2 separate regions of the Homo sapiens genome follow, and region 2 is linked to region 1. Evidence: chromatin contacts called from ENCODE Hi-C data. All regions are on one chromosome and are shown on one strand. Each heading gives the region's core, a stretch centred on a gene start or an enhancer-like site at or near the end of the contact. The rest is flanking DNA. Distances are from core to core; before and after follow the strand shown.

What was found. A loop is a pair of places that touch in the nucleus more often than their neighbours do. Pooled maps may share reads with other maps.
Region 2: a loop to region 1 is called in a map with no recorded cell type, with 16 times the contacts of the local background. The contact joins two enhancer-like sites. A Hi-C loop is called at or near these places in 5 of 37 single-sample maps with no recorded cell type and 2 of 50 pooled maps.

What each region holds. Positions count from the first base shown.
Region 1 is chr6:148,758,062-148,763,700 of GRCh38, forward strand. The region is part of intron 1 of UST (uronyl 2-sulfotransferase); the gene reads left to right. LOC107986659 (a long non-coding RNA gene) reads right to left here. Exons shown (of 2, transcript XR_001744408.2): 1 at 2,771-5,639; 2 at 1-1,918. Among named protein-coding and RNA genes, the nearest start is that of UST, 14 kb to the left of the region's middle. RefSeq lists enhancers at 2,657-3,407, 3,661-3,800. Within about 2 kb of position 1,855, at least 10 of the 41 ENCODE cell types and tissues checked have a DNase peak (open chromatin) inside an H3K27ac peak, as active enhancers do.
Region 2 is chr6:156,695,672-156,700,707 of GRCh38, forward strand. No RefSeq gene overlaps it. Among named protein-coding and RNA genes, the nearest start is that of ARID1B, 79 kb to the right of the region's middle. RefSeq lists enhancers at 1,391-1,440, 3,181-3,420. Within about 2 kb of position 2,745, at least 6 of the 41 ENCODE cell types and tissues checked have a DNase peak (open chromatin) inside an H3K27ac peak, as active enhancers do.

The sequences.
Region 1 (5,639 bases), core at 605-3,104:
GCTTCCCTTTAACTCCCTCTTCATTTAGCACACATACACATATGAGTGTACACACACACTCATATCAGAACACAGCTGGGGGAGTATACAGATTCACTGATAACCTGACTTCCAATTGAAAGAAGCAATCAAACCTAGAAATACACAATTACTTCACTAGTATTTGGCAAGGGCTCTTCAACACCTGACAAGTTCCGGTAATTCATCCATCCCACTAATTACATATATGTACCCCTTCCTGCTTCTTCTCTTCTGCTTCCTGGAGATAGTCTTTAAATGACACATTTTTTGCACAGCCTGATTTCCTCTGTTTTGAATTTATCCACACTACTTTTTTTGTTCCTGCATTCACAAAATAAAAATAGCTGTGTGGAGGGAGTATGCTGGCGCTTACTCTCTGGGATAGCCAGCTGTTCTAGGATTGCACTAGTGATCCATAAGATACATCCTTTCAGAAATAATCACAATGCCAGGCATACACTGTGCCTGCTCCCAGAACTTCCCCCATTCATGACGAAACTACCACGTCCAGTAGTACGCCCACTTTCTTTTCTCAGTTCCCACTTCCCTCTCATTGACAGTCAGAGCAAGAGCAGTGAACCGCAGAAGCAGATCTTGTGTCTTCACTTGCTTGTTTCCCAAGCTCAGCCTCTCTGTGTTGCCTTGCTCTGTTAGCCTCCAGTAGGTGTTGCGGCAAGTGAGAGCCATACCATCTGGCATGGCCAATCACCCAGTTCCTTGAGCAGTTGAAGGCAAATGCTGATTTTACATTATTTCGTAGAAAGTTGTATTTTGTTTGGGGACCTTAAAAACCCTGACCTTGTCATCCAGCACAGAGCTTCCTGCTTTAACACAAAGGCTGTTTGACATGAATGCCTTCCCATTGGATAAACAGAACCGTCAGGCAGAGCCATGCGGCTGGATGGAGGGGGCACTAGGCCTGGGTGTGCAGGGTGACCCGACAATAAGTCAGTTGTCGGTGTTAAGTCATGTGAGCCTCCAAGGCTTCAGTGTCTTCATCTCTACAATGAAGGAGTTTCATTAGATCCATGATTCTCAGCTGTTTCCGTTCCTTAGGACCCTCATCCATAGCAGTGTTTCCATAGGGTCTTGACTGTCCCTATGGGAATACATCTCAGTGGCCAGGAGAGGGAGAAAGGGCATGGCATTGGAAGTCCTTTTAAAAAAGTCCCTGAGCTCACGCCTGTAATCCCAGCACTTTGGGAGGCCGAGGTGGGTGGATCACGAGGTCAGGAGATCGAGACCATCCTGGCTAACATGGTGAAACCCCGTCTCTACTAAAAAATACAAAAAAATTAGCCGGGCGTGGTCGCGGGCGCCTGTAGTCCCAGCTACTAGGGAGGCTGAGGCAGGAGAATGTCATGAACCCAGGAGGCGGAGCTTGCAGTGAGCCGAGATCGCACCACTGCACTCCAGCCCGGGCGACAGAGCGAGACTCCATCCCAAAATAAATAAATAAATAAAAATAAAAAAATAAAAGAATGCGGCGTACGCGGTGGTTCACGCCTGTAATCCCAGCTCCCTGGGAGGCCGAGGCGGACGGATCACAAGGTGAGGAGATCGAGACCGTCCTGGCTAACACGGTGAAACCCCGTCTGTACTAAAAATACAAAAAATTAGCCGGGCATGGTGGTGGGCGCTTGTAGCCCCAGCTACTCGGGAGGCTGAGGCAGGAGAATGGTGTGAACCCGGGAGGTGGAGCTTGCAGTGAGACAAGATCGCACCACTGTACTCCAGCCTGGGCGACAGAGCGAGACTCTGTCTCAAAAAAAAAAAAAAAAAAAAAAAAGTCCCTGAGGTAATTTTTCTGTGCACTCCCAGGGGAGAGTGTTTCTTTTCTCTTGAGAATCACTGAAGTAGATCGTTCTAAGATCTCTGCTGTTCTTCAAATCATGTGCTGAAAGAGACAAGAGGTCATATAATTGTAGCAACTGAAACAAATATAAGGCTATTTTCTTTGGACCCAAACACTTATTTTAAAAATTGCAGAAGTCAAGTGACCAAGGCAAGTAGAATACACAAAAACATTTTAGGCCATCGTTGTCATTTTCTGAGTCTTAATCATAGTTAAATTTTTTCTAAAATTAAAATCAGCAGTGCGTTTCCTCCACCTCCGCCAGAACTTGCTCTAGAAATTAGGGGAAGCAGAATGTCCCCAGGAAGTCCTAAGAGAGAAGAAGCAGAGTAAGACATGGGTTTCCAGAGTTTAGAGTCTCACTATGTGATAGGTGAAAGCTGTGTTGTTGATGAGGATTTGCACAGCCTCCTCCCGGTTGCCTGCTACTGACCATCCCATTTCACTGTGGGCAGCTCCAGTGGGTAAGAGGGTTCTTCACAGTGTGGTGAGCTACTCCTTTCTAGCCTCCATCCATTTTTTGCTGTTCTTCTGGAAGCTATATAGGCTTGTCTATTGGACTTTATAGTCTTCAAATAATTGAAGATACTAAAATGACTATTATGTCTACCCTGCTCTGCTACACACATAAATCTTGTCCAGACAAATAGGTCTGTTTACCAGTACTTTCTCATCAGAAGTCATTTGAAGACACAGAAAGTAAAAACCACAAAGAAAAAAAAAACTATATTAAAGTGAAAGCTCAACAGTAACACCCCATAACCATAGCAAAACAAAACAAAACAAAACAAAACAAAACAAAAAAAAACCACAAACATCTCCCCAGGAAATAGAACTAATATGCAGGTCTTTAAAAGTTCAGTTTATCAATGAGAAAAAGATAAACCAACTCACGAGATAAATGGGCAGAGTACAGGAGCAGTCACAGAAGAGGAGACACGGCTGGCCAGTAAGCACAAAGAGAAATGAAATGGTTTTGATTCCCTTACACATCTTAGCCCCCTTCCTCTGTCTACATGGCCCGTAAAAGCCACAGAACTGAACAGTTTTCCAGTTCCCTCAGTGAGCCTGCTTTGTGCAGTGGTATGTTACTGTCAGAAGGGATCCTCTTCGAAGCTGTGGTATTTGAGAATGACTGCTCCTCCCACCGCTTTTCTGAGGGTGTTAGCAGGAGTGCAACAGAGCCTTACTTCAAGGCCCCCAGCGGGCTGGCTGGAACCCTGCTTCAGCTCCTCCAAGCACGTGCGGCCAAGTTCTGGGAGCCACGTCGATGTGGGTTGATGGGTCCCCTGAGACGCCCTCTCTGCTCAGAACACAGCCAGTAAGCCATGGGCAGATCACAACAAACAGCACCCTGCCTTCTGCTCCGCCTCCCTCCATCTACCACACTGCCAAGTTCCTAAGAAGCTTAGGGGAGAAGGAACTGCTGTGGTGCTTAGAATGCAGTGTCTTGCCTGAAAGTATTTTCTCAGTCTTTGAGAAAACAGTGGAACTGACTCATCTGGTCAGAGCTTTACAGAAATGTGATTGCAGATCTCTTGCAATTTCATTCTGCTTTAGTGTCAGAATTCATCCGACAACGTGCCAAAAAAAAAAAAAGTGTGTAAAATCACATACAGATTTAGATACTTCAAGAGGAAGTTATTTTTACCACAGTGGGGAAGAAACCAGAAAGTGCCGATTGGTGGAGAATGCCCGGCAGGGCTGAGGAAGGAGGGTGGGCACCTGAGCAACCTGGGCCTGGCCACACTCACCCCTGCAGCCTTGCCAGCCTGGCCCGGGGATTGTGGTGTGGTCACCTCTTAGCAGGTGGAGGGAGGAGTTCCTGTGTGGAAGATCTGCTTGAAGGAGGAAATGTTGATATAACCCCCGAGTGTGGAGCCAACTTCAGCAGTGCGGGGTTAACATGGGTTACTCTTGAAAATGTGTTGCGTGCTCTCCCAACAGTCCATAGAAGCAGCTCTCTAACAGCTGCATGGGACACAAAAGTAAAAATGGAGAAACGATTCCAGAAAACCACATAAATATAAAAACCAAATGGCGCAGTGTCTTTATTTTGTTTTGGCAGATAACAGGATTGAGGCCACCTTGTTTTCTTTGCTCATGCATTTCCCAACTCAAAAGGCTGTTCTTGTTTGCTTGTAGAGCAGAGATCCAAGGCCTGAGAGACCCTGAAATGTTTGTAGTTATATTCTTCATTCGTGCTGCGAGATAAAGAGTTTTCCCAGAAACTAAAGGGAGGGAACAGGAAATATTTGTTAAGATCCATAACCTCTGGCTTTTGTCTCCTCTTTTCACCTGGGCAAAGGATATCAGTGATAATATTTTGGGTCTCATAAGATGATGAATTGTTCAAATGTATTTGGAGAATACTTTATTCAAGCATCTTTGTCTTTCTTTCCTATTCCTTGTGGCTGAAGAGAGGCATGTGCTTTTTATGCAAGGGTCTTGAAATGTATGCAGTTACCATGGTGGCACTCTGTCTCTGACCCAAACTCTGTCATAGAGTGTATGTTTAGCCATGTTTTCAGGGGTGCTTCCTAGCGTGGTCAGGAGAAACTGCTAGAGCTGAATTTGGTTGCTGGGCAGGCTTCTATCTTTTTTTTTTTTTTTTAATAGATGCAGGGAGTATAAGTGCATGCTTTTTACATGGGTATATTGCATAATGGTGAGGTTTGGGTTCCTAGTGTACCCATTACCCAAATAGTGAACACTGTACACAAAAGGTAATTTTTCAATCATCAAGCCTTTTCTCCCTCCCTGCTTTTGAGAGTCCCCATTGTCTGTTATTTCCCTCTGTATGTCCATGTGTACCCATTGTTTAGCTCTCACTTCTAAGTGAGAATGTGTGGTATTTGAGTTTTTGTTTCTGAGTTACTTCACTTAGGACAATGGTCTTCAGCTCCATTCCTGTTGCTGCAAAAGACATCTGTATATAGACCACATTTTCTTTATCCAGTCATCTGTTGATGGACAGTTAGTTTCATTCCCTGACTTTGCTGTTGTGAATAGTGCTATGATAAACATACAAGGGCAGGTGTTTATTTGATAGAATGATTCTTTTCCTTCCCGTAGATACCCAGTAGTGGGATTGCTGGGTCGAATGGTAGTTCGATTTTTAGTTCTTTGAGAAATCTCCATACTGTTTTCCACAGAGGTTGTACTAATTTACATTCCCACTAACAGTGTGTACATGTTCCCATTTCTCCCCATCCTTGCCAACATCTGTTGTTTTTTGACTTTTTAATACTAGTCATTCTGACTGGTGTGAGATGGTATCTCATTGTGGTTTTAATTTGCATTTCTCTGATAATTAGTGATACTGAGCATTTTCTCCTTTGTATTTTTGTGGGCTGCTTGTATATCTTCTTTTGAAAAATGTCTGTTCATGTCCTTTGCCCACTTTTTAATAGGGTTATTTGCTTTTTTCTTGTTGAGTTATTTGAGTTCCTTGTATAGATTCTGGATATTAGTCCTTTGTGGGATGCATTTTTGCAAATATTTTCTCCCTTTCTGCAAGTTGTTTGTTTACTCTGTTGATTCTTTCTTTGCTGTACAGAAGCTCTTTAGTTTAATTAAGTCCCTTTTGTTTATTTTTGTTTTTGTTGCATTGCTTAGCCATATATTCTTTGCCCAGGCCAATGTTCAGAAGAGTTTTTCCTAGGTTTTCTTCTAGGATTCTTATAGTTTCAGGTTTTACCTTTAAGTCTTTAATTCATCTTGAGTTAACTTTTTATATGGTAAGAAAAGGGGTCCAGTTTCA
Region 2 (5,036 bases), core at 1,495-3,994, 7.9 Mb after region 1:
CCAGCCCTCTTGCCTCAACTGGAGGAAACTCTGAAGGGTCCTCCCAACCCCACAGCTTTGGCGGGATCAGTTGGGGGTCTGTGTTGAGATACCCCACGTTCTCCCTCTTCCCAGCCCTGCTTCTCTCTTGTTCTTCTGCTGGTGGGAGAACAGGGCTTCTGCCTGTGCATTGCCAGCTCAGAGTCTGTTTCCAGGTAACCCTCTCCTGCTTCAAAATGTTCCAAGAGCTGCCCGTTGGCCTCAGAATGAAACCTGCAATGATTGTCATTTCCTGCAAGACCTGACACAGCAGAGTCACTTACTGTCTGTCCTGTTTCTTCTCCTGCCCCTCCTCCTGCCTCACCCCATTCCAGCCGCCCTGGTCTCAGGAATCCCCACAGCGCCTCTATACTTGCTGTTCTCTCTGCCTGGACCCTCGGCCTCTGGGGTTCACTTCATTCTTCCAGCCCACCCCGTCAGAGAGGCCTGTCTAAAATATCCCCTAGCTGGGCCCCAATGCCCCTCTATCCCTGTACCCTACTTCTTTTTCTTTTTCTTTTCTTTTGTCTTTTTCTTTTTCTTTTTTTTTTTTTTTTTTCTTTTGAGACGGAGTCTCGCTCTGTCACCAGGCTGGAGTGCAGTGGTGCGATCTCGGCTCACTTGAACCACCTCCCAGGTTCAAGCTATTCTCGTGCCTCAACCTCCCGAGTAGCTGGGATTACAGGCACACGCCACCACGCTTGGCTAATTTTTTTTTTATTTTTTATTTTTATTTTTTTTTTTAGTGGAGACCAGGTTTCACCACGTTGGCCAGGATGGTCTCAATTTCCCGACCTCGTGATCCGCCCACCTCGGTCTCCCAAAGTGCGGGGATTACAGGCATGAGCCACTGCCCCTGGCTCTTTATAGCATTGATCATTCCCTGAAATGATCGTGCATACTCATTTGCTTATAAGTACTAGAATGTTTCCCAAAGGCAGGGACTTGCTCTGCCTTCTGCCCTATGGTTCTCCCAGCAACTAGAATCCCTGGCACATACTAGGCACTCCAGAAACATTTGTGGAAAGAATTAATGAATTAGAGCTAATGCACACTGAGCATATAACTCAGTGTATACCATATGTCAGGGCCTCACAGATAGTACATTATTATTTTATTATATTTCTTGTCTGTCCAATTCAGACAGAGAATGTCAGACAAGGTCCTTTTTTTGTATCCCTTTCTATAGCACCAGGCACAGAAGCCCTCCATAAATACTTCTTAACTAGACTTAATATGTTCTAAAGCCAATGGTGAGATAGAACTGAGATTATTTTTTTCGTGGCTGGCTATCAGTTCTATTTCATTTGAATGGCCAAGATTCTCTCACAGCACATCAGGTCTCTATTAAAATTAATTATGATCAGACTCTATCCATCCATCACTTAGGGAGAAAAGATGACAGAGGTGTCCCTCCAAAGTCATCCTGGCCACTCCTGGAGGTGGAAGATTGCTCTGGGGCCCAATGTGACGTGTCTTCACTCTAATCATCAAATATTTTTAAATATTACTCAATAATCTCTAAGAAACTACAAAAAGGGAGGTCATCAATGTGAGTTCTGCCCCCAAAATCACTTAAAGTCCAAACTTGGCAGAGAAGAGAGGCCCCATCACTCTGCACCTGTTCCCTAGCCAGTTCTCACGGCCCAGGGCAATTTCCCCTTTCACTTCCCCTCAAGGGGAATGTACCGCCAAGCACTCCTACCTGGTTTGACATCCCATGTTCATGGCTGGATAATGACAGAGCCCTTCATGAATTCTATGGCATGCAGTATCTTCTGCTCTGCCATGTTCAGGGAGGAGAGAATACACATGCACAGCTGAAATCCCCTAGACAGTTACCATGTATCTATCTCCGTTCAGTGAAACAAGCCTGCAGAATGCTGTGAGCATTCTTTGTTCTTCTTCCTTTTTTGCAGATGTAAGAAAACCTAAGAAAGGGAAGCCATGTCCCTACCAGTAGGAACGCTTTCAAAGGAAGGGAAGGATGTGACAGCTGGGTGCCAGGCATGGTCCTAGAGAAACTGACATCCATTTTGTACTTTAATCCACATCAGGACACTTCAAGGTAGCTGATATTGTCTTCAATTTGCAGATGAGGAAAGAGATTAAAGAAATTAAGTGATATACGTTGGGTCATGTGGATGATAAATCATACACCAGGATTTGAAGTAAGCTTCCTCTGATTCCAGAATGTCTTCTAAGAATCTGCTACACTGCAACGTGCCTTTGGGCTGGTTAGTTACTCCCTTGAGTCCAAGCTTGGTTATCTTCCTTAATAGCTCCCTCTCTGCCCTGGATCCTATTTTTAAAAAACAACAGCTATAAAAAGTTACCCTACCAGATTAAAAAAGTCACCAATCTACAACAATTAAAACAGAACGGTGAGCAGTAAAACAGCAGTTCAAATATAAACTCAGGTGTGTGATAAAAGGAGCATTTCAGATCAATGGAGGACAAGAAGATTGTTCTATAAATGGTATTGGAAAACCTGGTTAGTGAAACAATTAGTAGATGCCCAATAAGTGTTTGTAATTTGTTTTACTGTAAAATTAAATGAGATAACACATGTTCTCCAGCTTCCGCAGTGACTGCTAAGAAAAGAGAGTCAGTGTAACTTTTTGAGGTCTGGACTTCCTAAGTCTCTCATCTAGATAGCACCCAGACCTTCATTCCTTAAAAAAATCTCCTACAATACTTTCAAATTTACAAAGTGCTTTCACTACCCCATTAGTGCAGGGCAGGTGTTCTTATTCTCACTTTCTATATATGGACACTGAGACTCAAGAGAGGTTACAATCGCAGCTGGCGTGGCCGTGTGAAACTTAAAGACGGCTTCCTGGTTCCTCGTGCCATGGTCTTAACACTAAACTCTCTATATATAGTCTCTCCCCACCCCCACCCTCATGTTCACACCACAAAATTTAACAATGGAAAACAAATAACATCAATACTTTACCAAGAGCACAGTAACTAGGTTAATTTCTATGTAATCCCAATCAGTCTTTGCCCATAGCACACATTTTACAACATTATCGTCATAGTTTAATTACAATTTAGTGGCCCATTTTCCCACTTAACAATGCTGTTTACAGTTTTGTAGCAAATGACTGATGTGCATCTTTCCTGTCTCTTGCACACTTCTCTTCTTTAAAGTCATCCATGTAAATCTCCATCTCTAATCCAATTGCTCTTAAATGAATTTCGTTCACTTGAGTGACTGCATTCAGTTGTGTTCCCCTTTACAGGCAGTCATTTATCGCTCTTCCCCCAGCAAGAAGTCCTGTTTCTTTTCCCAATCCATAGGTGACTTTAAATGTTGTTTGGTTTCCTGGGCTTTCAGGATTTCTCTCCTGCAGGTGAACCGCCAGGAGCTCTTCTTCTGCAGGTTCCTGCCTAGGTGTGAGCAGCATAAGGAACTGTCTCTTGCCTTCTTGGAGTTTATGACTATGGCACTCCTGTTAAGGAATCACTCCTCACTCCTTTTTTAACCTGTGGCTTTCCAATTTCACTTCCCCAGGCCAGTCATCACTAAAACCATGACTCACCCCCATGGTTTCCTCTCTGGCAAGGGAGAAATTTCAAACCTGAACATTTTCATCACCGTTATGTATACAGTATGATTCACGGAGACTCTATTAGCGTATTAAGTAAGTCATTATTTTCAATCGTCTACACTGTATGTTAAAAAACAGAGGCATTTTACTGCATACTTAATGTTCTATTCCCCCCATTTAGTAGATGGAAATGGCCTCATAGAAACATATCTGACTCAACCAGTCTCTGTTTGGAAACAATATAGAAAGAGACACAGAAAAGATACATTTTTTGGTCAGTGCCTGTCTTAAATGCTCCATAAGGTCAAGTTCAGTCAACTTGAAATAAGGAGTTATGGGGTCTTAACAAAGTAGCGCTCAAATAGTCTGTCAATAAATATCTATTGAATGTCAGCACCCAACTCTGTAGAAATGGCTGAAGGGAAATGCTGCTAAAAGCCACCTTGTCTGACAAACACATACACTGGCAAAATCTGCCAAAAGAGGGTGACATAAAATGAAGGTTGTAATGTTTTTAAAAGGTTGCTTTTGATCAGGCTATAACTGTAAAGTGCTTTCACTTAATTAAAATAGAGATGATAAAGCTACAGAAGAACAATAATAGTAATTGGGAAAGATACTGTTGTGATTGGTTTTGCTTTCAAGCATCTCCTTGTAAGAGTTTTATGCAAGGGGAGGGGCAAGAATCATTTTTCCTAAGAACTTATTTAATCTATTGATAAGTCTCATAATTTTCTTTTCCATCATTAAGGAGCTTTTCCTGGAGAAAAAGAAGTCCAAATTTCATTTTGGGAGGAAAGAAAGAAAATTTTTAAAAATTATGATTTAGCACGTCTTAGGCTGGGTGTAACTTTTCATGACTCAGCTAACAGGTTAGGAATGGCCAAGCATGGTTGAATATTCTGCTTTTGTGAGGCGTGGGCATTGCCAATAGTTGAAAGTTATGGTAGCTGTAATTCAGAAGCGGGAATAGAAGTGTCAACCTGAGAAAAATGTAGCACTAAAGTAACAAGCCAAATTGCTGGCATTGTCAGTAGCTGTGATTTCACTGTATTGATTGTCCCCTGTGAAATGTGAGGCTCTTTATTTGAATCATTTGTATGGGTGTCATATTGGGTTAATTGCAAAGCAATTGGATTTAATAATAATATAATGGTGTATCCATGTACATCGATTGCTAGAATTGTGAGATGTGAATTGCACTTGATCATGAGGTCGGGCTTCCCGATGCTACAGGATGAGCAAGTCCCAGGCTAATCGTGTAAATTTAAGCTGCCTAGGGTGAGCTTTAACTTATATGCCAGTTTGGATTGTTATTGCAAATGCTTTATAGGCCTGGAACATGACTGGTTATAAATGGGATGGCCTTGAACTTGAATTGTTTTAAAAAGCATAGCTTCATGTTGAGTTAACAGCATGCCGTGAAGATCAGTACCAACATAAACACAGTGAATGAAGGCT